Linked DNA regions of Homo sapiens: region 1 is linked to region 2. A link is an interaction called in ENCODE POLR2A ChIA-PET data of the cell type or tissue named here. Cell type or tissue: A673. All regions are shown on one strand. Links, peaks and the distances in the headings refer to the core of each region. The heading gives the core; the rest is flanking DNA.

What was found. Peaks named below come from ENCODE experiments on the same cell type or tissue, not always from the same donor. Only the 100,000 strongest peaks of a DNase experiment are listed, where the experiment ranks them.
Region 1: POLR2A ChIA-PET joins it to region 2 with 5 read pairs; 4 of 35 experiments call an interaction of 5 or more read pairs at or near these places.

Annotation. Positions count from the first base shown.
Region 1 is chr5:140,982,601-140,996,592 of GRCh38, forward strand. All of the region lies in intron 3 of PCDHA1 (protocadherin alpha 1), which reads left to right. All of the region lies in intron 3 of PCDHA2 (protocadherin alpha 2), which reads left to right. The region is part of intron 3 of PCDHA3 (protocadherin alpha 3); the gene reads left to right. All of the region lies in intron 3 of PCDHA4 (protocadherin alpha 4), which reads left to right. It also overlaps PCDHA5, PCDHA6, PCDHA7, PCDHA8, PCDHA9 and PCDHA10, and 7 more genes. Among named protein-coding and RNA genes, the nearest start is that of PCDHAC2, 23 kb to the left of the region's middle. In A673, for the core only: no CTCF peak of the experiment used is centred there; a DNase peak (open chromatin) is centred at 3,691; H3K27ac peaks cover 2,317 bases.
Region 2 is chr5:141,043,892-141,058,959 of GRCh38, forward strand. It overlaps PCDHB1 (protocadherin beta 1), which reads left to right and starts at 7,483. Exons shown (of 1, transcript NM_013340.4): 1 at 7,483-15,068. The coding sequence starts at 7,580. The coding sequence ends at 10,036. It overlaps PCDHB1-AS1 (PCDHB1 antisense RNA 1), which reads right to left. Exons shown (of 4, transcript NR_105056.2): 2 at 13,859-13,959; 3 at 6,988-7,279; 4 at 2,314-2,675. It also overlaps PCDHB@. RefSeq lists an enhancer at 7,064-7,892. In A673, for the core only: no CTCF peak of the experiment used is centred there; no DNase peak of the experiment used is centred there; H3K4me3 peaks cover 1,487 bases.

The DNA of each region.
Region 1 (13,992 bases), core at 1-8,000, 65 kb before region 2:
TGGAAAGTGATCAGATGACCTACTTTTGTAAGATCAGGAATGTTGATGGCTCTTTTTCTTTTATATTTTTGTTATTCCCTTTTTTCCATACATACATGATTTCCTTACATATATGATTATTTTGATTTTATACCTAATGCTCTTCAGGAGTTGAAAAAGGATAACAAGGAAAGTGTGTGTGCACGCATGTGTGCATGTGTGTGTGTGTGTATGAAGTTTTTGGGGTTTGTTTGTTTGTTTAAATCAGGTACCTTTCAAATGCTTAGGTCATCCAAGCCATGCAGAGAAGATCTGGTGGCCTTATGCACAGAGATGACACTGTTAACAAAGATCTTTTGGTTGAAGACTATGGAAACCCACCCAAAGTAGTAAGGAAAGAAAGAGAAAAAGAAGGAAAGAAAGAAAAAGGAAGGAAGGAAGGAAGATGGTTTCTCATGGAAGTGGAAAATTATCGGAACCAAGGCATTGTTTTGAGTTCAAGTCAAAGTCAATCTGCTTCTCTCTGCACATCAACAACATTCTGCAGACTGACTTTTAGTGCCTTGGCATGCATGTTGCCAAACATGACCGCCTCACAATTTCTTAGTTTAGAGGGATAATAGGGACTATTTCCTAATCCAAACTTTCAGGAAAGAGAACCTGCTAAGTTGTGTAAAAAACCTAATGGCTGGGTGAGTATAGGAAAATTGCTTAAACTCACATTTGCTTGGTATCCTTATTCTTGCCCTATCACTAAAGCAGGGTCATGTAATAGAAATATGGCTTTGGAGGCCCATCGCTGTGGCAGTTTTCAGAAAGGGAAGATTAAGTGTTGGTAGAGACCACAAATTGTGTCTACTCTAATCCTCTATTAATAGAACATCATGATGATAATAGTAGTTACTAATTATTAAGCCATAATATGCCTAGACACTGTGCCAAGTACATTGTATGTGTGGTCTCATTTATTCCTTAAGTCAAGCTTGCAAGGGATTTATTACATCTATTCTACATATGAGAAACTGGAGAGGCAGAGAGATTAAGAAATGTACCCAAGTTCACGTAGCTTGTAAGTGGCAGAGGGTAGGATTCAAACCCAGATGTGTTTAGTTTCAAATCCAAGTATATCTAGCACTTATATTCATAACATGGCTGGCTTGCAATAATCCATTCAAATTCAAATACATATCTACATACATAACAGATGACAGAATGTGTGTGTAAAAGGTTTTTTCCCAAAAATAATCAGATGCCTTTCAAATTATTAAGTAACATGCAGCTAAGGGCCCATTTTTACTGGCAACTTTAAGGGCATTCGTTGATTCTAATCAGCCAGGATTTGCTATTTATGGATGTTGCACAATTCAACTAAAAGTCACATTTGTCCAAAAAATATACGAGTTGAAGCAATTCATTAGAGAGCTAATATTGCCAGATTGCAAGGGGAAAAACATAAAATAGTTCATTGACAAATCTGTACCCTCAGTGCCAACGATGGAGTGAAGAAATGATGGAGGAGGAAGTGGTTTTAGACTGCCAAGTGTTGCAGGATGTGGAGGCATCTGGGAAGGTGAGAACTTCCCAAAGAAGCCACGTGAAATCATGACTTTCTACCTTGCCTTTATTTCAGAGTTTTTCTTGCTCTTATGGAGGCATTGTAGGTCGACCTGGTAAGCCACAAACTAACTTTGAATACATTCTCCCTCCCATTGGTGATGCTGGTTGGTGTGTATTCCTAGGCAAATGTGGAATAGGAACCATGTATTGATATTTCATACATCTGGCCAAGTCCCTCTTTCAGATTCAAAAAATGTTGAGAACCTATCTTTTTTACAGAGATAGAGAAGGGGATCTCCCTTGTTCCCTTTCTTACTGTCCCAGCCCCTCTTGTATAACCCATTTTATCCAGAACTGTGCCTGGCTGCTGATGCATGAGTCACAGTCTTCATGGACTGTGCTGGATAGAGCTTACATCTTCCAACTACTCCATGGCAACCTAATCATACTTTTCAATACATACCTCTGCATCAGTGGTGTAAAGTTAAAGGGATTCTCTGCCTTCTCCCTGTCCTTCTGGTACTTTTAGGTTTTTAGGACTCAATATATGTTCTGCACTGCTTGGAGGGAATATGGCATAAAGATTAAGATTATGATTTAGAGTCAGATTTGAGTTGAATTCTAATCCCAAGCTTACTTGCTGGGTGAGCATAGACAAACTGCCTGAATTCATATTTTCTTAATTACCCTTTCTGTAAATTGGGTGTAGTAATAATAATAACACCTATTTTATTGAGTTACCATGAGAACTAAAGGAGAAAAAAAGAACTGAGCATAGTGCTTGACATATAGTTAATAAATGTCTAATCTTTTTTTTTTGAGACAGAGTCTCGCTCTGTCCCCCAGGCTGGAGTCCAGTGGCACGATATCGGCTCACAGCAACCTCTGCCTCCTGGGTTCAAGTGATTCTCCTGCCTCAGCCTCCTGAGTAGCTGAGACTACAGGCGTGTGCCACCAAGCCTGGCTAATTTTTTGTGTTTTTAGTAAAGACGGGGTTTCACCGTGTTAGCCAGGATTGTCTCAATCTCCTGACCTCGTAATCCGCCTGCCTCGGTCTCCCAAAGTGTTGGGATTACAGGCGTGAGCCACCGCGCCTGGCCTAATCTTCTTACTCTTTTTTCTTTCTGGACTACTTTTCTGCAATCTATGATATAGTGTTGGCTGATAGCCTGGTGGCCAGAATTCAGTAGTTCTCATTTGCAGGCCCAGATATAGACCCTCTGAGGTTATCTGGGTCTATATAATCCAGTCACCCCAACTGTTCCCCTGGAAATGGAGTGAGGAGGATTTATTAGTTGCTGCCTGAAGAAAAGGGAAATGCTCCAAAAAATTTGGTTGTTTCCAGACTCAAATAGAGCCTGCCTTTCATTGATTCTGTTGCCCTTAAAGCTTCACGGTGAAGATGCAGTTGCTTCCAAAAGGCTTCTTTCTGGTGCCTAAGCCTCCTTATACTTGCTTCAGAGCCCTTTCCGTGAACCAGCTGTGTATTGCTCTTCTCATCCCAACACTTGCAATGGCTGAATAAAGGAAGTGGGGCCTGCCTTACGCTAATCCTCGTTCATATGTGTTTCTTAAAGTTATTTTTCCTTCACTGATGAATTCCTTTTTTTTTTTTTTTTTTTTGAGACAGTCTCGCTCTGTCGCCCAGGCTGGAGTGCAGTGGCACGATCTCAGCTCACAACAAGCTCTGCCTCCCGGGTTCATGCCACTCTCCTGCCTCAGCCTCCTGAGTAGCTGGGACTACAGGCGCCCGCCACCACTCCCGTCTAATTTTTTGTATTTTTAGTAGAGCCGGGGTTTCACTGTGTTAGCCAGGATGGTCTCAATCTCCTGACCTCGTGATCCGCCCACCTCAGCCTCCCAAAGTGCTGGGATTACAGGCGTGAGCCACTGCGCCTGGCCTCACTGATGAATTCTTTTGCTTTTTAAAGAAACTGTTCATTTATTTTCACAGTCTGCAAAAGCCTAAGATAAAGATGCCACACTCTGAAAGGATCAACAAGGGCATCACCAAGTAATGTTTTCTGCAGGATAAACAAGTCAGGCATTAAATTGGTTAATCCTGATTACTGGCCCCTTTCTCTAGCCTCCCCTCTGTGTGAGCAGACCCGGACCACAGGCTTTCTTATTTCCTTTCAGCTTCCCTTGAGACTGAGCAGAGAGAGAAAATTAGCTAAATCAGGAATGCAGGGAATACAGTTGCAGCCTCTTCTTCAGATGGAGGAATGCGTTTTGGGGGGAGGGACATTAAAGGGCCAGTCGCTCATGTTACAGCTCTTTTTAACTTCATGAGTACTAATGCCCTGAAGAGGTTTTAATGAATGCCCTCTTGTGATCAGTTCCTAGGGCAATCCCAGGTTATAAAAGGACTGCCCCTGCCTGTGAGGGAACTGGCCTGGCTTCAGTGGGCCAGGCTGCTTTGTTATCTGTTATTGGTTTTTCCAGCTCCTCTTTCTACATTTCAAGGGATCTCAGGCCTTACCTAAGGCAACAGTACATTAGTTTTAGAGTGGGAGATGCTCACAGTTTTCAGAAGAGTTCAGAAAGTTTCAAAACACACAGCACTGCAGAAGATAACATTATAGCTTCTCAAGACCCCAGGGGATCTGGGACTAAACAGTGAAAGATTAATTAGGTAGCGGAAGCCACTAAGGCAGTGAGTCTTAGTTAGAGAACTTTGGTTTAGACAATGGTTCTCAAAGGGGCAGCAACACCAACAATACCCGGAAACTTGTTAGAAATGCAAATTCTTAGGCCCTATCCTAGACTAATGAATCAGAAATTCTCAGGATGGAGGCTGGGTGTGGTCGCTCATGCCTGTAATTCCAGCACTTTGGGAGGCCAAGGCAGGCAGATCACTTGAGGTCATGAGTTCGAGACCAGCCTGGTCAACATGGCGAAACCCCATCTCTACTAAAGTTACAAAAATGAGCTGGGCGTGGTGGCAGGTGCCTGTAATCCCAGCTACTCGGGAGGCTGAGGCAGGAGAATTGCTTGAACTCGGGAGGTGGAGGTTGCAGTGAGCTGAGATTGCACCACTGCACTCCAGCCTGGGTGACAGAGTGAGACTCCATCTCAAAAAAAAAAAAAATAATAAATAAAGAAAGAAAGACATTCTCAGGAATGGGACCCGGCAGTCTATGTTTTAACAAGCCTTCTATGTGATACCAATGTACTGTGAAGTTTTAAGAACTGGTCTAAGGTAAATATTCCTGAGGTTGTCTTATATCATTACAGGGTCAGAATGCATGCAAGGAAGCCATCTGTTTATGGTTCTTGTGAGAAGCAGGGGGCCTTTCCCCATGCCCGAGAGATAATTGTTAAGAGCTCAAGCTTGGGAGTCAGTGACCCTTTCTGAATTCTACCTCTGCCACTCAGTAATTGTATGTTCCTGGGACCATTACTTAACTTTCCTGATTCTCAGTTTCTTTCTCTATAAAATGGGGAGAATAGTGGTGTCTACCTTATAGGGTTCTTGGAAGAATTAGATGAGATAATGCACACATATTGCAGAATCTGAAGAACAATCAGGGTTTAGTAAATAGTAGCTATTTTTAAATGATTTTTCCAGGTATGAGTCTATCCTACAGCTTCAAAATTTAGACCCAGGTTGTTCTGAGTATTCTCTGTGGGAAGAATCTGCTATAGAGAAGATTTTTTTAAAGTGCCTGTCTCTTTGTTTCCTTAGGGGATTGCTTTTGCCCTGATTTGCCACATCTCTTTACTCTGTGGAAAATGGACAGTTTATGTGCCCTAGTTTTATATGGGGATTTATATTCTTAATTGTCTCAAGGATTCTTACCTGTCTGACAAAACCAACTCCCCATGGAAAGACTCCATGGAGACTCCATCTCTGATCCTTCCCCAGAAAGAAAGCATGATTCTTAAGTTTTTTAGAATCTGTTTAGGAGCACTGTCAACATGAATTTTTCTATTTCATGAGTGAGTGCAGCCTCGGGCCTTGTTGGAGAATTTAGAAAGCATGCTGTTCCACTAACCTGTTCAACCTCAACTTCTGCCGTTGTCATAGCAATGACAGTCCTGGGAGGTGTGTGCATATCCTTATTAGGAAAAAAAAATGAGATCAGGGATCTATGTGAGTGGGGCAGCTCCCGCCTGTGAGTATCCTTCGCTGTCACCTGCCATCTGACAGCCCAGGAGTGCCAGCTTGGCTTGGCTTTCTCTACCCGAGGAAAGTAAGTCCTTTTAAGATGCACTTTTACTTTCTGGGGTTGTGAAACTCATTGTGTTTGCCAGAGTTCTCTTCGCAGCTTATGTAAAGAATTTGTTTGTTTTGGATTGACCTGAAGGGAGGAAGCAAGGGTGTGGGAAGGGGAATTAGCATCCCCTACCTAGGAGAAGCCATGAAGCTTACTTAAGTCTCTGCTGGCTCCATCCATTCATGACTTTCTTCATCTTCTTCTTGGGAAAACACTCTGTACCTTCCACTTTTAATGGTCATGTAAATAAAAGACTAGAATGGAGATGTCCTGGTTTTCTGAAATTAAACATTTTTGTTTATGAATAGACTCTAAGATAATTCTTTCCCTAGACGCTCTGTATTTTCTTGGACCTCTCATTTGCCCCATAGTAATTATTCTAGGATTGGTGGCCTGGGCAGAATACAGTCATGGTTAAGACCATGATACATAATAGAAGAATTTCTTCCGTAACAGTAGCCCCAAACAGAGATCACGTGTCTCCTGAAACCTATCCAGTCTCATGTGCACTCAGATGTACGATCCTGGATATAACATTTTAGAGGGTGTAGTGAGGAGAATAGAACAACACTGTTCTCTTAGGCTGCAGTTTCCTTCAAGCCCCACGATGGAGAGAAGCAGGCTAATGCAGGGTAAGGAAATAGAGACTTATTATAGTTTCTTCAGTTATCATTGATTCCTTTAATATGCCAGCTACATTGAGGCAATACAGTCTGGCCTCTGAAAACCTTGTCAGGAGAAACAACTTTTGAATATATCTTAGAAAAATAAGACACTTTATCCCTTCTTTTGTTTAAGAGTGTTGCATAAAACAGGAGAGTTTCTGAATTACCCTCCCTTCTAGCTTTCTTTATACACCATTCTTTGTAGCTGAAGTTTTAAGCCCCTTGTCAAAAGGGAGATTCAAGTTTCTGCTGGGGACATCTCAGTGTCACAAAGGGCCAAGGAAGTAGGGTCTCACCAACTTTGCCACCTGACTCAGCTCAAAGGTGATAGGTCACCTGTGTGACTGAGAGCTTTGTGGGAAAGATGATATGGAGGGTGGAGAGTCTGCACTTCACTCTGTGGGAAAAATTGCTGAGGTTGTTTAGAATTGTTAGGCTTGGAACTCCTCCTGGGAGGTGCTTGAACAAGAAAGACCTGCTTATAACCTGAGTTGAGGGCAGAGGAGGAAGATAGTTTGTAATTCCTTTACGTTTTGTGGCTCCGGCAAGCCCTGTCCTCAGCCTCACTGACACAAGTAAACTAAAAATGAAAGTCTGTCCTAGTGACAGCAAGGGTCTTTCATGGCAATATTTTAAAAGAAACTCTGCCCAGATTTCAAAGGAACGTGAAAATTTTATCTTCAGAGGCAGTCAGCTTTGCAGTTGAAAAGGCCATTGCCTAATCTGGAGAAACATATTCAGTTCAAGCACTGGCTAGAGACTAGAGGCCCCCAGGAAAGGGCCATAAGATTGGTCACTGCCAGGAAGCCTGTCAATGAGTGTGTGGACTGGAGAGGAATCTTTCTCTGCCTCAGCACTTGGAGTCTCCGTTATTCACAATCAGAAAAAGAGGGAGAGCAGAGATAGATGACATTCCACGTTTTTCTCGGTGAGACCAAGAGCTTCCTCAGCAACAGCCCTGCCTGAAATTGTCTATCTCCAAGGGCGTGGGCTAGGCAAAGGATGGGAGAAGTCAGTCCTGAAGATGGTAATACTTAAAGGAAATAAGGGGGACAAAGGATGCTTGTGCTACTATTGAAACAGGAAATTGAGAGCTCTGTAGAAGTCAGACTCAAGAGGCATAATAATAGAAAGTTAGGGTATGAAAAGGTGACTTTTAAGAACCAAATGTGGACCCGAAAGAGAACAAAGAGAAGTTTATTGTAACTAGCGTTGTATTCCTTGTCTGCTGGATACCAAACAATGTACCCCGGGTCTTGAGATTATCGATGCCATTGTCTGTAAAAAACCAACCAAACAAACTTTAAAAATAAGTAAAGCCTGCCCTGTACAGAAAATCTAATAAAGCAAATTTGTTGGTGATGTTCCAAGAAGGTTCACCAGCTTGGGCTTTCAACCAGCATTGACCCAATCTTGTGTCCAGAGCTGTTGCTGTAGGTGGTATCATGTATCAAGCTGAATAGTGAGGTGACATTCCCCAAGTCTTCTCTCTTGTCTTTTTTGACTGTGCATCATAGATACTGTATTACCCAAGAACACACACCTGTTCGATCTCTTTTCCTATAATCACCTGGAGTCAGATGAATACCGTAAAGGTCTGTGGTAAGACTAGAAGCCTCAGCCAGTATGAATGATTTACATTAGATGCACACCAAGCTGCTTTCGGAGAGTCCAGATTTATGGGGATAAGAGCATCACTAGGTATATCAACAGCCCTAGGGTGGATACCTTTGAGCCTGTAAATTTGGCTCTGTGTTGGACGATGAACCATGGAATACAGAAGAAGCTCCCTTCTCTCAGCTAAAGCCTATTAGCAAAAATAGAGCCCTGAGGACATTGTATTTTAAGTGTATGTTCCAGTGAGTGGGTCGTTGCTGGGTCAAGTTTTATAAGTCTTTAAATCCCATACTGTTGCCTCCTGGACTGTAGAAATAGTCTCTTAGAACAAGAGAAAGGAAGACAATAGCTACCATTTATTGAGAACTGTGATAAGCACTTTACATATGTTGCATACTTAACTTTGAGAGAAGTACATTATTATTCCCATGTTTCAGATAAAAAAATTAAAGCTCATAAGAATTAAGTGGCTTTCTTACATTCACACAGCTAGTAAAAATGTTTTTTGCTCACCATTGTATTCCCATTGTCAAGCAGGATGCCTAGCACACAATGATGCTCAATAAATTTTGTTAAATTCATTAATAAATGCAGTGGTAAAGGCAGTATTTGAACTCATGTCTGCTTGCTGCTGAACTCTATACACTTAACACATTACTATTATCTTGTCCCGCATGATACATGAAGGGAATAGCTTGGTAACTTGGAAAAGACTATTTACTGTCTGAGTTCTAGGCCAACTGTAGGGTGTCTGTATTTATTTCCCATTATGCTATAACAAATTAACCATAAACTTCATGGCTTAAAACAACACAATGTATTATCTTACAGTTCTGGAAGTCAGAAGTCCACAGTGAGTTTCACTGGCTAAAATCAAGGTGTGTTCTTGCCACTATATAACAAGGATCCACTTTCCTTTAGTTTCCAATAACAGGCTCCTTATTTCTACCTGAGCCCTCACTGGCAGCACCTTTAATGCCATATTTGTAATAACAATCTGTTCATGACAATTTAGGTTTGCTCCTCACTTTTTTCTGAGTCCTCTCTAGTAGAGCCATTAATATGCATATTGCTACTAGCAGCCTGTTCAAGGTAATGTAGGCTCTTTCTATCATGCTCTTCAAAATTCTTCTAGACTCTGCCCATTTCCCAATCTCAAGGCCACTTCCGCATTTTTAGGCATTTATAACGGCAGAACCGCACTTCCAGATACCAAAATCTGTATTAGTTTCCTAGGGCTGCCATAACAAATTAACACAAAATCCCTTTTGCCATGTAACATAACATATTCACAAGTTCTAAAATTAGAATGCAGTCATTTTGGTGGGGCCATTATTCTGCCTACCACCCGGTCTTTCATGTTCAGGCAGAGGTGGCTCTGTGTGTGTGTGTGTGTGTGTGTGTGTGTGTGTGTGTAAGTTAATTTCAGTAGAGAATGAGCTAGAGTAGAGAAAGAGAATTAAGGTGAGATGTGTCATGGAAGAACAGTGACTGATGATGCTAACTTTGCTCAATCAAGAAGTGTGATCCATTTAAATCATGCTTTCAGTGATCTATCCAATCAGATAAACTACTCTCCCTTCCTGGGAAGAGTAAGGAAGGAAGTAGAGCTAAAGATGAAAGTTCTTTTCGTAGCACATCCCTGCAAAGGATGGGAGTATTGTTTTGGTGGGCATTCCCTTTTCTAAGAGCAAAGATGGAAATGTGGAGAGAGGAGAAAAATGGTTCCCATTACATTATTGTGTTCTGGACTTAGAGATATTGTTCTGCCCCAGGTCTAAGAATATTGTTCCAAGAGTTGGGAGCAGGCAGCAGAGGACAGTACTCTTTAGATCACCCAGAGGCCAATCTGTAAGGATTCAATCCTGGGGCATGGTAGCTAATGGAAAAGTCACTGTCACAAGTGATGCCAGGAGATGGGGCAACACATATTGCCTGCCTTGTATGCATCTAGCGTCTGTGTCTAAGTGAAAGCAGATTATATCCAGAACTTCCCTGGAAAATAGAAGAAAGAGCCTGATTGGTGTGTATGTGTGTGTTAGGGGTTGAGGGGTGGGTAATGTTCCTGCCAGTATTCGTAAATCCCACCTGCTTTTCCTGTGATGCTTCCTGTGTTGGGGATAGGAGGGTGGGATGGTTCAGGGTCAATTTTATGGATCCATATGTATCTAAGGATGTGTTTGTTTTTTGGGAACATTTTGTATAACAACCAGTTTCACTCTAGCTCCCTCCTTGATATTCTAAACAAGCTGGATATCTCCAAAGCTTAGGCCCTCTCCATACTTACAGCAGCTCTGACTGGAGATTAAATCACCCCTTATACTGCTGACAATGATTAGGCCATGGGACCCATGAAAGAGCCTCCCCAGAGTCCAGCATCCCCTGTGGGCTCCGTGTGTCATCAAGATGTCAATCCAACTGCTGTTCCTGCAGTCTGCAATCAGCAGGGCTATGTTTATTCAGCGGTCAGTGTCACATCAATTTCCTTCTGTTGCAACAAGTATAAATGGATTCTAAATATTTGCCTTTGGGAAATTTCTTTAGAGGGAAACTCACTAAAGCTAATTTTTTTAGCTTTTTGGTATGTTCTCTCTGAATCTGGGGATTTAGATATATAAATTAGCTTCTTTGGTCTTTTCTTGCCCAGGGTCACAACCTTGCCTCCAGGATAATACCTTCTAAGTGTTTGTGATTTGAAGGGCACTACGAAGATCCTCACAAAAACTACCTCCCAGCCGGGTCCCTGAAACTCCATCATTAACCACCTTCATCAGCATTTCTCTTTTAAAATCCTTATTCATTCCTGTTCTCCTTCTTTCTTTCTCACACACACACACACACACACACACACACACACACACACACACACACGGGGAGAGAGAGACAGAGAGAGAGAGAGATAGAGAAGTGAAGTATATAGTATCCTTTCTAGGGATGCTTTTCTTGGCTTGGCTCCAATAGAGAATTTTGTTGGGACCCTCTATATATAGTCGTGTACCAAATAATGACACTTTGGTTAACAATGGACCACATATGTGACAGCTGTCCCATAAGATTGTAATACCATATTTTTACTGTACCTTTTCTATGTTTAGATACACAAATACTTGCCATTATATTACAATTGCGCAGTATTTTGTACAGTAACATGCTGTGCAGGTTTGTAGCCTAGGAGCAATAGGCTATACCATATAGCCTAGGTATGTAGTAGGCTATGCCATCTAGGTTTGTGTAAGTACGCTCTATGATGTCCATACAACAAAAATGCCTAGTGATGCATTTCTCAGAACATATCCCCATTGTTAAGTGATACATGACTGTAGTCATCATCAAACATTTATTAAGCACTTAGGTCAGGCCAGGCTCTGTTCTAGGTGATGCAGATATAATATTAAATATAACACAGTCCTGCCCTTATAAATCTAATGGTGAAGGGAGAAATGTAAAGAAATATGATGGAAATATTACATTGTCATGTGATAAGGGCGACAATAATGCCCTACGTAGGTAGGGTCAACGAAGGGGAAGGAAGCTGGGACAAACCACCAGGGCCTGTTGGTCCAGAATGGGACCCAGGGTCTGTCTATGTTATAATCAATTCAAACCCTAGGTAAATAAGGTAAGCTAGGCTGCCTTTCTTGAGACAGTCCCCAGATTGTTTTCACAGGGCCCAAACACTCTCAGCAACCATGAACAGTGGATGTTGTGGGACCTCAGAAGATGGAATTGGAAATTCAGGGGACTAAGTCAGAGATTATTTGACATTTAATACTGGATATTGAGGCCGGGCGCAGTGGCTCACACCTGTGATCCCAGCACTTTGGGAGGCTGAGGCGGGTGGATTGCCTGAACCCAGGAGTTTGAGAACAGCCTGGGCAACATGGCAAAACCCCATCTCTACAAAAAAAATATAAAAATTAGCCGGGTGTGGTGGCATGCACTTGTAGTCTCAGCTACTTGGGAGGCTGAGGCACGAGAGTCACTTGAACCTGGAAGGTGGAGGTTGCAGTGAGCTGAGATCACACTACTGCACTCCAGCCTGGGTGACAGAATGAGACCCTGTCTCAAAAAAAAATTTAAAATACTGGGTATTGCAGGATGGCAAGTAGGATGTGGAGAGGAAGAGAATTCCAGGCAAAGGAAACAATGCGTGCATGCAAAAACAAAATACAAAAAACTGAATTGTGTAGTCTGGGTTAATAAGATGAGTGCATTTGATGGATGTGGTAGAATAAAGAGATGTTAGGAAATGAGATCAGAAATGTAGACTGGAATCAGATTTTGTAGGACCTTAAACATCCTGCTAAATAATTTGTAGTTTCATTTGTTGGCCATGGAGACCCACTAGAAGGTTAGTTGGTTTGTTTATATTTAGGAAAGAAGATTCTTTTAAGTTTCCTTAACTCTACTGAATTTTCAAAAATCAACCTACAGCAATCCAAACTTATCTGTGGAGATACATTCCAAGACCCTCAGTGGATGCCTGAAACCTCATTTAGTACTGACCTTTATATACATTATGTTCTTTCATAGGTGCACCTATGATAAAGTTTAATTTATAAATTAGGCACAATACTCTTGTGCTTTGGGGCCAGTATTAAGTAAAATAAGGGTACTTGAATACAAGCCCTTTGATACCAAAACAGCCAGTCGGATACCAAGACACTTTCTAAGTGAACTAACAGGTGAGTAGTGTAGACGGCATGGATAGGTCGGACAGAGGGATGATTCACGTACTGGGCAGGATAAAGCGGGATGGCTCGAGATTTCATCACATTACTCAGAACAGCTTGCAATTTAAAACTTATGAATTGTTTATTTTTGAAATTTTTCATTTAATATTTTCAGACTAAGGTTGACTGTGGGTAACTGAAGCCTCAGAAATCAAACCTCAAATAAGGGGCGATCACTGTACTGAATAATATGTCAAGATGAGCTATGAGCTTTTAACTTAGTGTTTTTCTTCTCCCAAACCAAATATTGGAAACTTTGGAGTGTTTAGAAAAGGAGAATCGAAAAGGGAAGTAAATGCAGCATTTTTTTTAATTGTTAAATAAAGGGCTGGGCTTGGAAATGTTCTTAGGTAATCCTGGTGGATTTGGTATATCATGTCTGAGAAAATGTGGAGAGTGAAGGGCAGGTTTAAAATTTGTCTCATGTTAGTTTCTGAAGGGAGATAGCCTGGCATTGCACAGTGCCTCACATTTCTATCGTATCACTTAATAATTGTGCAACCTGTGCTTCAGATTTATCAATGTATAAAAGAGGAGAGACCATAGGCTGTTGTAAGTATTAAATGACATAATGCACGCAAAATGCTTAGAACCATGCTTAGTTCATGGTAGCCACTCAAAAATGTCGTCAGAACTATTACTACTCAGTTTAATGCTCCTAGCACTTAACACAGTGCTTGGCACACAGTAAAGAGGATTCAAGATGTTTTTGCTAGATTACATGGAATGGTATGGAAGTGTGCAGGGTGGTGTAGAGGGTTCTCCCATTATCTTGCCTTCCTTATACTGCAATGTGCTGACAGCACCTCCATTTTATACCCTCAATGCAAGGATATCACTACTTGTCTAGAAATGGTTGCTCAAGGCTGAGAAGTGACAGCAACACAGAGCCTGGGATTGCTGCCAAATTTCAAGAAGCACAGATTGTAACAAAGTAAGGGGGGAGGGTAGAGAAGAAAAGTTTGAAAACCCAACCAAAGTCAGAAGCCATTTTGTTGTCGGCTGAAATAATGCCTCATAGAGTTTCAGGTGGGGCAGGCAGTGTGAAAACTTTGGGAATAGTCAGTGTCAAGTTGTGGTGCTAAGGGAGGAACCCAGTAGTGCTCAGGCCTGGGCAAGTCTGGCTTCTTGGGGCCCAGCATTTAGAAAGGCCCTGTGTGTTTTGATATTATGCTGTCACTATCTTGAAGTTCTTGATAATTTGTTAACAAGGGCCGCCTC
Region 2 (15,068 bases), core at 3,878-11,877:
TGGAATAAAATGACATCATATGCCCTCTGATGTGATACATTGAGAAGAACACAATATCACTTATGTGGTATTTTTGCAAAAATATTTAACCTCAATCTAACCAAGGGTAAACACAACAAAAAATTCCAAATTGAGGGATATACTGTAAAACAACTCTTTAAAAACATCAGTGTCGATCATTAGAGAAATGCAAATTAAAACCACAATGAGATACCCTCTCAAACCAGTCAGAATGGCTATTATTAAAAAGTAAAAAAATAACAGATGCTGATGAAGTGTCAGAGAAAAGGGAGCACTTATACACTGTTGGTAGGAGTGTAAATTAGTTCAACCATTGTGGAAAGCAATGTGGTGATTCCTCAAAGAGCTAAAATCAGAACTACCATTTGACCCAGCAATCCCATTAGTGGCTATATACCCAAAGAAATATACATCATTTTACCATACAGACACATGCACACAAATGTTCATTGCAGCACTATTCACAATAGCAAAGGCATGGAATCAACCTAAATGCCCATCAATAACAGATTGAATAAAGAAAATGTGGTACATATACACCATGGACTACTATGCAGCTATAAAGAAGAACCAGATCATGTCTTTTATGGCAACATGGATGGAGCTGGATGCTATTATCTCTAGCAAACTAATGTAGGAACAGAAAACCAAATACTGCATGTTCTCATGTATAAGTGGGAGCTAAATGATGAGAACTCATGGACCTAAAGAGGGAGAATAGAGACTGGAGCCTACTTGAGGGTAGAGGGTGGGAAGAGAGAGAGGATGAGAGAAAATAACTATTGGGTACCAGGCTTAGTACCTGAATGATGAAATAATCTGTACAACAAACCCCTATGACATGAGTTTACCCGTATAATAAAACGGCACATGTACCCCTGAACCTACAATAAAAGTTTTTTTAATAAATAACTAACTAAATAAAAACAGCGGTGTCATGAAAAAGAAGTTAGTGTCATTAAAAAACAGCATCATAAAAATGTTTTCCCTGTTTCAGTTTAAAGTAAACTAGAGAAACATAACAACTAAAATCAATGTGCAATCCTTGATTGTATCCTACATTAAAAAAAAAAAACCAGCACAAAGAACATACTTGGAACAACTGGGGAAATTAGAATATGAAGTATGTATTAGATAATAGCACTGTATTCATGTTAAACTTCCTGAGTGTGATAATTTGTATTGAGGTTATGAAGGATACTGTCCCTGTTTGTAAGAGGTACCTGTTGAGATATTTAGGAATGATATCATAATGTCTACAGCTAACTATGCCAAAATAAAATGTTTACATATTACATAGGTTAGCTATTGTCATAGAATGTAGTGCAACAAAATACTTCAAAAATTAGTAGCTCAAAGCAACATTGATTCCCATTGATGCATCTTGGGGTCAGAAGATTTAGGCTGAGATCAGCCATGCTCCGCTTCAATATGTAGGTTGTGTCCAGTGCTGTTCCACGTGTCTTTCATCACTCTTTTATCAATAGACTATCCAGAGAATGTTCTTATGAAAGTAGCAGAAGAGCAAAAGGACAAGCCCAATTATGCAAGCACAACTTGCTTCACTCTGTGTATTAGTTTCCTTAGGGCTTCCACAAGAAATGACTACAAATTGAGCAGCTTAAAACAGTGGAATTTTATTCTCCTGCAGTTGTGGAGGCTAGACGTCCAAAATCAAGAAGTCAGCAGGGTTCCACTCCCCCTGAAGGCATAGAGGAAGATCCTTCCTTGACTCTACCAAGTTTCTGGTGGTTGTGGACAATCCTTGTAGCAGCATCAGTCCAACCTCTGTCTCTGTCATCATGTTGCCTTCTTCCCTATGTGTGTCCATGAGTCTCCAAAATCTCTCTCCTTATAAGGACATCAGTCACTGGATTTGGGGCCCACCCTAATCAAGTTTGACTTCATTTTAATTTGATTACATTTGCTAAGACTCTGTTTCCAAATAAGGTCACATTCACAAGAACCAGTGGTTAGGATTTCAACATATCTTTCTGGGGGACAAATTCAACCCACAACACTCTTAACGTCCCATTGAGGGCCAAAATAACTCATATGGCCAACTCCAAAGTCAAGAGGTAGGGAAGTATAGTGAACCCAATGTAAAGTCAAAGCATATCATGCAGCTAAACTCAGCACCATTGGAGTGAAGAGGTATACATCTCCCATAAAAACTGTGGAAGAGATAACTATTTTTGAATAATGTATGTGCATATATAATGTATTACATAATATAGTAATAGATAAATATGAAAAAGAAAGTGTACAAATGTAGCAAAATTGATAAATCTAGGTGAAAGTAATATGGTCATTTATTATTATATTCAATGAAAACAAATCTGGATTTAGGTAAGGAGCAGCTTTATTCAAAAAAGACTATTACAGACCCTCTGACCATGGAAATCTTCAAATGTCTAAAAATCAAATTTTAAAAAAAGAGTTTAAAAAAGAAGACGTAAACAGGGCTAGCAGGAACTTTGTGTGGGAGCAGGGCAAAGGGGGTAGGATGAGCAGATGGCATGATCAGGGCACTTTAACTGGAGATATGATTTTCCCTCCTGTGGTTGGCCAGTTCTCAGAATAAACTGTTAAGTGGGAGATGTTCTGCTTTTTAGAGCTTGCTCAAGTTTTGGGGCCAGCTAAAGTTCAGGGACCTGTGGGGAGAAGAGAAGCCTTATTAAAGTTTAGTTAAGGTAAGCCAATGGGTAAGTCATAAGTGATTACAAACACTCTTGTAACTCTTCCAAAACTCTGAAATATTTTGAAATAAGATTTTTGAAGTTTAAAAGTTAGTACTAAGATACAGTTTTGAAATGAATTTTTGTTCTCCCAAAACTTCATGATATCCTACTAACTGTGGGTTGTCCCTCTTCCCAACATGTAGGTTTTGATCCTGACTTTACAAGCTACGACGCTGTAGATTTAGTCTGTGGGTTCCCAATTTTACCTTCACCAGAAAGTATACAGGCTTAAAAAAAAAAAAAAAACTGCCACCATGTTTAAAGGTCCTAACATTTTCCAAGGAAAAAGAAAATATTTTGGATTTTAATTCCATCTAGCAGATATTAATAAATCGCCTGGGGCTAACCAAACAGATTAAGATTCAGAGGAACTGAATTGAAAAGCAGCATTTCTGTGCCTGGCTTATTTCACTTAACATAACGTCCTTCATGTTCATCCATGTTGTGACAAATTGCAGGATTTCCTTCTTTGTGAAGGCTGAAGAATATTCCATTATGTACATATACTACATTTTCTTTATTCATTTACCCACCGATGGGCACTTAGGCTGATTCCATATCTCAGCTATTGTGAGTAATATTGCAATGAACATGGGAGTGCTGATATCTCTTCAACATACTGATTTCATTTCCTTTGAAAATATCCCCAGTAGTGGGATTGCTGGATTCTATGGTAGATCTATTTTTAATTTTTTGAGGACCTTCTATACTGTTTTTCATAATGGTGTGACCTCATTTATACGTGGAATCTTAAAAAGTTGACCTCATAGAACTAGAGAGTAGAATGGTGGTTGCCAGGGGCTGGGATGAGGAAGGAGAGGTTGGAGAGCCAAAAGGATACAAAATTTCAGTTAGGAGAAATAAGTTCAAAAGATCTATTATTCAACATGGTGGCTATAGTTAATAACAATGTACCATATTCTTGAAAAATGCCCAAGACATGGATGGTAAATATTCTCACCACAAAAATAATAACTACGTGAGGTAATATATATGTTAATTAGCTGAATTTAGTCATTCTACAATATAAATATGCTACAAAATACTATGTTGTCTATGATTAATTTTATCTGTCAGTTAAAAATAAACTAACAAAAAAAAAGAAAATAAAAAAAGAAAAGCAGCATTGCTTAAACTTCACCTCATAAGAATTTTTTTTGTTTTGAGACAGATACTGACTCTGTCACCCAGGCTGGAGTGCAGTGGTACAGTCATAGCTCACTGTAACCTCAAGTTCCTGACCTCAAGCAATGCTCTCCCCTCAAGTAACTGGGACTACAGGCTTTGTCACCATGCCTTATTTATGTATGTATGTATGTAGAGACAAGGGTCTTGCTATGTTACCCAGGCTGGTCTCAAACTCCTGGCCTCAAGTGATCTTCCTGCCTCAGCCTCCTAAAGTACTAGGATCACAAGCATGAGCCACCACACCCAGCCAAGAATGTATTTGTTAACTTACAATTTTTTTGATGAATTATTTTGAAATTGATTGTATTAAGACTTCCTAGGATGTCAGAAGCTTCTGCATAATTTGTGAATCACTAAATAAATATTTCCTTTTAAAAAAAACCTCCCCAATAGCCTTTTTGATGATGCTAAATAACATTAGTGGGTAGTATACTCCATTTTTTTTTTCTATCGAAATTGCTCAAGGCTATTCTCTGTTTATGTATATTGACTAAGCATAAACATCTTTTTTAATATATTCAGGACTCATAGAACATAAAGAAGTAATAGAAATTAATAGAAAAAAAGGTAAACAATGCAATGTTAAAAAAAGGCAAGAGAACTGAACAAAAACTTCCCAAAAAATGATATTCCAATGACTACAAATATATTAAATAGTGTCTACTTCATCAATAATTAATGAGAAATGCAAATTAATCAGTGAAATGTAAACACAGTCACTCACCAGAATGGTCAAAATTTTAAAAGACTAGTAATTCTAAGTGTTGGAAATAATTTGAGCAACTAGAAGTTGCACTGCTGATGAGAGTGTAAATCAGTACAACTTTTTTTTTTTTTGGATGGCGTCTCACTCTGTGGCTCAGGCTGGAGTGCAATGGCGCGATCTCTGCTCACTGCAACCTCCATCTCCTGGGTTGAAGTGATTCTCCTGCCTCAGCCTCCTGAGTAGCTGGGATAACAGGCACGCACAACCATCCCTGGCTAATTTTTGTATTTTCAGTAGAGACGGGGTTTCACCATGTTGGTCAGGCTCATCTTGAACTCCTGACCTCATAATTGGTCTGCCTCGGCCTCTCAAAGTGTTGGGATTACAGGCGTGAGCCACCACGCCCAGCCAGTACAACTTCTTAGAAAGCAGTTTGGTGACATCACGTAAAGCTGAAAAGAACATATCCTATGATATCAATGCTACTTCTATGTATATATTCCCCCCCAAAATATGTGTATACATGTGCACAAAGTGACACGTACAATGATATGCTATGAGCAGCAGAATAATAAAATAGGTAAATGCATTTTGCTGCATTCATACTGAAAAAGACAAAAGCAGTCCACGAGAGCTAGGAGCTGGCCTGACACTCACAGCTAGGACATAGTGATCTTCTGTTGAACAAAAAATGATTTCATAGGACACCAGTATCAGACAAGGCCATACCATGACTATGATGGAGCAAGAGGAAAATGAGAGCACACCATAAGTGTGTCTAAATACAGACAAAAAAGAGTATTGTCCAATCCACAAAAATGCCCAAACATCTTTCTGTCCTGGCTAGTATTAGTCACTTCAGCTTACTTACCAATCACAGAGTTAGCCTCACCCCTTTCCTCTCACCTTCTACATAAGAATTATCAATATACTCATCATAGAGTTAACTCCACTTATGATGACATCCAATCCAGAGCACTCTGCTTCAAACCTCCCCCAAATCATCTAACACAAGACCAAATATATGTTCTTTCTAACACCGTTTCACTGAGATGCTCCATGACTCTCTATGGTGTACAGCTTCCCTTGTTATAATAAGTCAGTAAATATAACTTTGTTCAACTACAGGTGTGTGTCTGATGGTCTCTAGCTAAAGGACATTGACAATATATTGGTATTTTATACGGTAATGGAAATAAATGAACTAGAGCTAAAGATAACACCAATCTTACATTGAGCTAAAAAATGAGGGAAAGAAACAAAATTCAAAGGATTACCTACTGTACACTTTACTTGATACATAGTTTTGTTTTATTTCTACTCATACTCAAGTAAGATATATAGTTTTCAAAAGAGGCAAAACTAAACTGTTTAAGGATGCACACTTAAGCCAGGTGTTAAAATAACTGACAGAGATTGAGAGATTCATTAATTCCCTCATGTCAGGATGTAATTAATGTTCTGTACACTTTCTACTTTCATTCTTTTTTTCCTATTGGAAAATATAGTTAGATTTCCGTTAAGTGGCCATAATTTTATAGCACCTGGGACATAAAGTATTGAGCACAAATGAGAAATCAAATGTTTTAGGTAATGAGCATGAGACAGCATCAGAAGACAAGTTCTAGTTCTTACACTGCCATGAGTAGCTGTATGAATTGGGCAAGTGACTTCATCACTTCGGGCCTTAGTTTCTTCATCTGTTTTTTTTTTTTTTTAAAGTGGAGAGTGGGTGAGAAGGAGACTGGATCTCATCTTTCTGAAATGTCTTATTAAACATTCTATTATCCTATGATCATAAAGGAAACTCAACAAATATCTCCTATATTTCTATTAGGTCATTTTCAATATGTGTAAGCAATCTTATTTTATTTGCTTTAAAATCCAAAACCAAATATTTATCTTCATTTGATTTATTCATTATATTATCTGGGAAGCAGAGTAGTGTACTGATTAAGAGCATAGACTTCGGAGTCAGACAAAATTAAATTGAGTTTTATTTCTAACATTTGCTAGGTAGGGGACCTTGACATAACCTCTCCCATCTCACTTTCTTTGTCTTTTTTTTTTTTTAATAATGTCTACTCCATATAGTTGTTGCAAGTATTAAATTAAATAATGCATGTAAATCACTTGTCATAGTCTCAGTACATGGAAATCATATCCAATAAATACTACTGCCATTATAATCATAAGTGACAAGCCAGCTGCTCCCTTTGTGCACGTGTATACAGATATTTGGAGGGGGGCGGAGCGAATACGTAGAAGTAGCATGATAGCGTAGTGCAAATCAAGAGGTCAGTTGGCTTAGTCCCCTGTCAGTGTACTTACTGGACCTCAAGTTTCTGAAGGAGAATGTCTGTTCCCATTCCTTTTCCTACTGACCACTTCCTCCACATTCTCTAGCTCCCTGCCTCATATATTTGGCTTGGGCTTCGGAAGACTCTGCAGGATCCTTGTGCTTCTTTCTTGGTCTCTGGATGGACCGCAGAGTGTGCAGATGTAGCTTAAACTTGTTGCTGTTCGCCCACAGCTTCAGTGGCTCCAGACAGCTAGCAGATAGAATGACTTCAGCTTGAACGACTAATCTCATTGGCTTCTCAATTCCCAAGGACTTTTTTTCCTGAAAGGGAATTAACAGGTGAGTCTGTTGTTGCTTTGGCAACAAACTTTCAACCTCTACCTAACTCTCCGGAATGAGAACATATCTATTAATACATTCGCTAGACTGGGGAGTTGAGTCGCTCAATGCAAATTTTCTTTCAAGTGCAAAACAGCTTAATGGGCTCGGCTAGCCTTTGGTGGTGCTGCAGTTAGAGGCTAGTGAAGCGGAGAGCAGCTGTTGCAGTAACCTGTTGCAGAAAAGTGAAAGTATATCCGCAACAGTTGGCTCTGATTGCAGAGAGCGCGCTTGTGAGAACTGATGGCGGGTACGCGCAGAAAATCTTTGCAAAACAGGCAAGTGGGATCTCTTCTCATTTTTCTGTGCATATCTGTGGGGGATGCGACAACTATCCGCTATTCAGTGGCAGAGGAAATGGAGAGCGGCTCGTTTGTGGCCAACGTAGCTAAGGACCTAGGACTGGAGGTAGGGAAGCTGGCTGCGCGCGGGGCGCGGCTGGTTTCCGAGGGCAACAAAATGCATTTCCGGCTCCACCGCAAGACGGGAGATTTGTTTGTGAAGGAGAAACTGGATCGGGAGTCACTTTGTGGCAAAGCCGACCCTTGTGTTCTGCACTTTGAAGTAGTCCTGGTGGAGCCGCTGCAGTCCTTCCGGGCCGAGGTCAGGGTATTTGATATCAATGACAATGCCCCAGTTTTCCTAAACAAGGAGCCGCTTTTAAAGATTCCGGAGAGCACCCCTTTGGGTTCACGTTTTCCTCTGCAGAGCGCCCAGGATCTGGACGTGGGCCTTAACGGTCTCCAGAACTACACCCTGAGTGCCAATGGGTATTTCCACCTGCACACCCGCTTCTGCAGCCACGGGCCTAAATATGCTGAGCTGGTGCTGAACAAACCCCTGGACCGAGAGGAGCAGCCTGAAGTCAACTTGACAATTACGGCGGTGGACGGCGGGTCCCCGCCTAAGTCTGGCACAGCTCACATCCACGTGGTGGTTCTGGATGTCAACGACCACGTGCCCCAGTTCTCGCGACTGGTGTACAGAGCCCAGGTATCAGAGAACAGCCCCAATGGCTCTTTGGTGGCCACGGTGACTGCCGTGGACCTAGACGAGGGCACCAACAAAGCGATAACTTACTCTTTAGCTCAAAACCCAGAAGCAATTCTCAAGACGTTTCAGATTGACCCTCAAAATGGAGAAGTTCGACTAAGAGGACCCCTCGATTTTGAAGCCATTGAAACATACGACATTGACATTCAAGCTACAGATGGTGGAGGCCTCTCTGCCCACAGCAAAGTCCTGGTAGAAGTGGTGGATGTGAATGACAATCCTCCCGAAGTGATGGTCTCCTCTGTGTCCAGCCCACTCCCTGAAGACTCACCACCACAGACAGTAGTAGCCCTTTTCACTATCAGAGACCGGGACATTCGAGTGGGAGGAAAAGTCACCTGCTTCCTCAGAGAAGACCTTCCCTTTGTAATCAAACCTACATTTGGGAATTCTTACTCACTGGTCACTGACAGAAGCTTGGATCGGGAGGAGGTCTCAGGCTATAATATCACCATTGTTGCCATGGATACTGGACCACCTAGCTTGTCTGCCGAGACTATGATAGAGGTGCTAATATCCGACGTTAATGACAATCCTCCAATATTTCGGGAAGATTCCTATATCTTGACTGTTCGAGAAAACAACAGTCCTGCGGTTTTTATTGGCAAAGTCCATGCTGAGGATCTTGATTTGGGTGAGAATGCCCAAATAACATATTCTCTGTTGCCTCCAAAAAACGGAGATCTTTCAGTCTTTGCTTACATATCCATAAATTCAGGCAATGGGAAGCTCTACGCGCTGAGAACCATGGATTATGAGGCCATTCAAGATTTTCAATTTGTGGTAAAGGCAACTGATGGGGGCTTCCTGTCACTGAGTAGCCAAGTTACTGTCAGAGTGGTTGTCCTAGATGACAATGACAATCGTCCAATGATCTTATACCCACTGCAGAACGGCACCTTGCCCTGCAATGACCTGGTGCCCAGGTCTGCAGAGGCAGGCTACCTAGTGACCAAAGTGGTGGCTGTGGATGGTGACTCAGGTCAGAATTCTTGGCTTTCATATCATCTACTTAAGGCCACTGACCTTGGGTTATTTTCTGTTCAAAGACAAAATGGAGAAATCCATACATTAAGGCAGATATCTGAGAGAGACCCCATGATGCAGAAATTGATCATTCTTGTTCAGGATCACGGCCAACCAGCTCTTTCCACTACTGTCTCACTCAACATCCTGCTGGTAGATGGCTTTTCAGAGCCCTACCTGCAGTTCCAGGATCCAACCAAGCATTCTAGAAAGGTAAATCCATCCACTAAATATTTGGTCATTTCTCTGGTCATCCTTTCCTTTCTCTTTCTCCTCTCTGTCATAGTGATCTTCATTATACATGTCTACCAAAAGATTAAATATAGAGAAAAGTTCACAATTCAAGAGCATTTCTATGATGACTGTAATTTCTCTAACAACCTGGTACAAGGACAAGGCAATGGATCCTTATCTCGGCCTTGTCCATATGAAATGTGTTCAGCCACTGGCACTGGTAATAGTGAGTTTCGCTTTCTTAAGCGTTTTATGCCCAACTTCCCTTTCCCTCATGCCACTGGGGAGATAAAAATGGAGGCTGGCTCCAGTTTGCCCCCAAATTCTGATAGGAATAAGTCTCAGAGATTAGAGGGCCATGACCAGGTATCTGATGACTATATGTAGCTCCTATTTACAGGCTCAGTGAGAGAAGAGAAGCAAAATTTTATACTTGGTATGCAAAGATGTTACATCCTCATTAAAACAAAAACTGGTAGTAGATTGCAGCTTTAGTAAAGATAAGAGTACTTAGTTTGGTGAAAATGGGAAACCTAGAGTGAGGCTAGGCTTACTCAATACAAAGCAGTTATCCTGATCCCCAGATCATATATCTATAACCCTTTCTCCAGTTGGAATTCTGTTTAAAGAAATGTCACCCTCTATAAATGCATATGTGGTAGGAACTTCTGCTTTTCCATCTCTGTGCTAGCAAGTAATGAATAAGCCATTATTCACATTTTCCTTAGAAGTTCATTGGTCCTGGCCCAGGAAATACTTAGTTCCATAGAGAGATCCTTTTATTTGCCTCTAAATTATTTTCCAGTAGAAAGTTATGCATGCATAGGGAAGAGAACTACCTTCCCTTTTTGATATATTGGGAAGTGATTAGGTTTGACAAGCAGAGATATAGTTTATTATTCAGGAATCTCTAAATTCTTGTCCCTGATGAGTGATTATCTTTGATCAATACCTTGCCTGCAATCATTCATAATCATAATCATGGAAATGCCTGGTAAATGGTGATCTTCACAAATAATCATGGTGGGAGGAAGGGTGGAGAAAGAAAAGGATTTCACTTATTTGCAAATGTGAATAAGGGCAGACATAAGGATAAAGAGATTCAGTTTAGGAATGTTCTCCAAAATTAAATTAGATGTAGTTGTTTTTTTTTTTTTTTTTTTTTTTTTTGAGACGGAGTTTTTCTCTTGTTGCCCAGACTGGAGTGCAATGGCACGATCTCGGCTCACTGCAACCTCTGCCTCCTGGGTTCAAGCGATTCTCCTGCCTCAGCCTCCTGAGTAGCTAGGATTACAGGCATGCGCCACCATGCCCAGCTAATTTTTTGGTATTTTTAGTAGAGACGGGGTTTCACCATGTTGGCCAGGCTGGTCATGAACTTCTGACCTCAGGTGATCCACCAGCCTCGGAAACCCAAAGCACTGGGATTACAGGCATAAGCCACCACGCCCAGCCAGATTTGATTTCTTGATTGTTTGGAGCCATAGGCAAGTCTCAAATCTCCCTCTTTTATATCCAGATGTCTATCCTTGCAGTCCCAGAGAAAATCTATTTGAAAAAACGGAAATGGAGGGTGGGTGAGGAAAAAAATAAAGTATGACGGCTGGGCACCGTGGCTCATGGCTGTAATCTCAGCACTCTGGGAGACGGAGGGAGGCAGATCACCTGAGGTCAGGAGTTCGAGATCACCCTGGCTAACATGGCAAAACCCTATCTCTACTAAAAATACAAAAATTAGTCAGTCGTGGTGGCACGCACCTGTAATCCCAGGTACTCAAGAGGCTGAGGCTGGAGAATCGCTTGAACCTGGGAGGTGGAGGTTGCAGTGAGCTGAGATTGTGCCACTGCACTCCAGCCTGGGCAACAGAGTGAGACGCTGTCTCAAAAACATAAAAATAAATACATAAATACATAAATACATAAGGCCTGCTGTAGTTAATAAGTGTTACAGAACACTCTAAACTATTTTGTGCCATTAAGTGTACACAACATTTATTGTAAACCATTTTGTAGTTTGTAGAGCAAATATAAAATAAAAAGACATTAAAATTAAAAAGTTCATTAATACTAATTAAGTGGCATTAAGGAAAGACACATTTTCAGGTAGTACTAGATTTGATTGTAAGCCATTTTCCTCTCTGAGTATTCTGAAGTTAACACATGCAAACTGAGAAAAAGTGGCATTTTTAGTAAATCATTCATAAAATGAAATGGAGTGGGGAGACAACTTAAGCTTCTCTTTGATCACCACTGTTTGATTTCATAAGCTATTCTGAGCCCTCTCATTCTAAAATAAGCCAATGTTAAAACATTAACATATTTCAGGGATTCTCCCAACACTGCTAACTGTGCCTTGAAAGTCAAAAGTTTGCTTTAGAGAAGGGCATGGTGGCTCATACCTGTAGTCCCAGCTACTCAGGAGTCTGAAGGAGGAGGATTGCTCAAGCCCAGGAGTTCAGGGGTGCAGTAAGCTATGATTGCACTTCTGCACTCCAGCCTGGGCAAAAGAGTGAAACCTCATCTCAAAAAAAAAAAAAGTGTGCTTTAATGAGGCTTTAATTATATTCCTTATTTTATAAAAATGTGTGTAAATTCAGACTCACTAGAATACATCCTCTTGGTATTTTAAGGGTAGAGCATTATCTTTTAAAATACTTCTTAAATATACCAAATCATGTTTATTGATACAAACTTCATTCTTGGACTTAATGACTGATACCTAATGGCACCACCTGGCTGTTTACCTGTTGGCCAGGAATACACTAAAATTTAGTGCTGTTATTTTTTAGATGTTAGAGATGCTTAGGGCAGAACTGGTGTAACCTATGGCTGCCTTCAATGTTAAAATGTTAAAGAACAGATGAAGCAAATGCACTATATCAATGAATTGCTTTTATTTTTAATATTAAATATTTTACATACATTGAGTTATGATTCCGATTTAGAGTAAAGGTTTTCTTGCACAAAACATAGAATAAGTGTTCCAGTGTATTTGTGTTCCAATTGGTGAAGGCATGCTGAAATTTCTATTTCCTTTAAATGAAAAAGGAGATAGAATTTTTATTTATTTATTTATTTTTTGGAGACAAAGTCTTGCTCTGTCACCCAGGCTGGAGTACAGTGGCATGATCTCGGCTCACTGCAAACTCCGTCTCCTGGGTTCAAGTGATCTTCCTGCCTCAGCCTCCTGAGTAGCTGGGACTACAGGTATACATTACCACGCCCAGCTAAATTTTGTGTTTTTAGTAGAGACGGGGCTTCGCCATGTTGGCATTTCGCTATGTTGGCCAGGCTGGTCTCGAGCTCCTGATCTCAGGTGATCCACCCGCCTTGGCCTCCCAAAGTGCTAGGATTACAGCACCATGCCCAGCCTAGAATTAATTTTTATGGGTAAGCAATAATTAGTTAATAAAACATGCTTAAGTAAAAGCTACTGTATTAACTGTGTTTCATTACACTTAATGATGTGAACATAATCAATGGAAACTGGCTTAATGTCAAGGATAGGAAAAGAAAATGGTGTAGATTCATGATTTTAAGACTTTGATATTCAAATAGCAGTGAAATTCATGAATACATATATACACACATACACAATGGACAGAAGATGTAGATTTGTCAACTTTTTATTTTTTCACATTAAATGAGATAAAATCTACCACTTCACGCCACCATTATTCCATAAACGAAATGGCATTTTAATATAAAAATGGTTAAGATAGGCTGGGCATGGTGGCTCACACCTGTAATACCAGTACTTTGGGAGGCTGAGGCAGATGGATCACAAGGTCAAGAGATGGAGACCATCCTGGCCAACATGGTGAAACCATGTCTCTATTAAAAATACAAAAATTAGCTGGGTGTGGTGGTATGTGCCTGTAGTCCCAGCTACTTGGGAGGCTGAGGCAGGAGAATTGCTTGCACCCAGGAGGTGGAGGTTGCAGTGAGCTGAGATCATGCCACTGCACTCCAGCCTGGCGACAAAGCAAGACTCTGTCTCAAAAAAAAAAAAAAAAAAGAAAAAAAGAAAAAAGAAAAAAAAAGGTAAGATAACAATCTCATAAAAGAAACCATCCTTTAAATTTAAAAAATGTATCGATTTAATAAAAAATTATTTTGCCACCATTTTTCTTATTTTTGCCTTAGGTGAAAATTTTGTCACTCTAATTTTATTCAGACTTCAAGTTCCCAAGAAAATTCCAATCCTACCTGATAACTTAAAATAAGAATATATCAATTCACTGAATGTGAAGTAGGCCACTTGTTTTTGGAGAGAACTCTGTACACCAGCTGAGATTAAGTCCAGGTCTCTATCAGCAAATTAAGACAAAGAATGGAAATAATTAGGGCAATTACTCTCTCCAAAGTGTCAAGTGATATTATAACTATTTCTATGTATTCAAAGCTATAACCTAAGAACCTTGAAAAGTGTCTTGTACAAAAAGGCTTTTTATTAGGAAATAATTCTAGACTCATAAAATTGCAAAAATACTATAGATAGTTCCTGTATATCCTTCACCTAACTTCCCGGAATGCTAACATCTTATATAACCATAGTAGTTATCAAAATTAAGAAATTAACCTTGGTATAATTCTATGAAGTAAACTACAGATCTTATTCAAATTTAACAGTTTTCCCCCAATGTCCTTTTTCTATTCAAGGATCCAATCCAGGATCCTGCAAAGCATTTGTTATGGCTCCTTAGTCTCTACCACCTGTGACAGTTCCTTACTCTTACCTTGTCTATCATGACTTGAGATTTTTGAAGAGTACTAGCCAGTTATTTGTAGAATGCCCCTCAGTTTGGGATTCTTTGTTTTCTCATTATTAAACTGAGGTAATGCATTATTGGGAAAAATACTGCAGAAATGATATTGTATCCTTTTCAGTGCATCACGTCAGCAGGTATGTGATGCCAATGTCACACTACTGGTGATATTAATCTTTTTTCTTTTATTGTGGTAAAGAACTTATAAAATGTACCATGTTAGCCATTTTTAAGTATGTTAGCCATTTTTAAGTAATGTTAAGGTGATGTTAATTTTGATCGCTTGGTTAACATAATGTCTGCCACGTTTCTCTACTATAAAGTTACTTTTTTCTCTTTGTAATTAATAAACACTTGGGGGATATGCTTTGAAACTATGCAAATATGATGTTTCTGCTTAAACCAATTTTAGTATCCATTGCTAGATATTTCCTGTGGCAATTAATATTGTGGCATTCTAATGGTGATTTTCTATTTCTCTATTTCCTTTTACATTAATTAAAATTCTTCTGGAAGGAAAACTTGTTACTTTCCCCCCCACTTATTTAGTTAGTTATTTCTTTACATAAGGATACCTGGATATCTCCTCTATTATTTGGGTTACAAACTAATCCTATCATTTACTTTGTTGTTCAGCAAACTCTTTTATC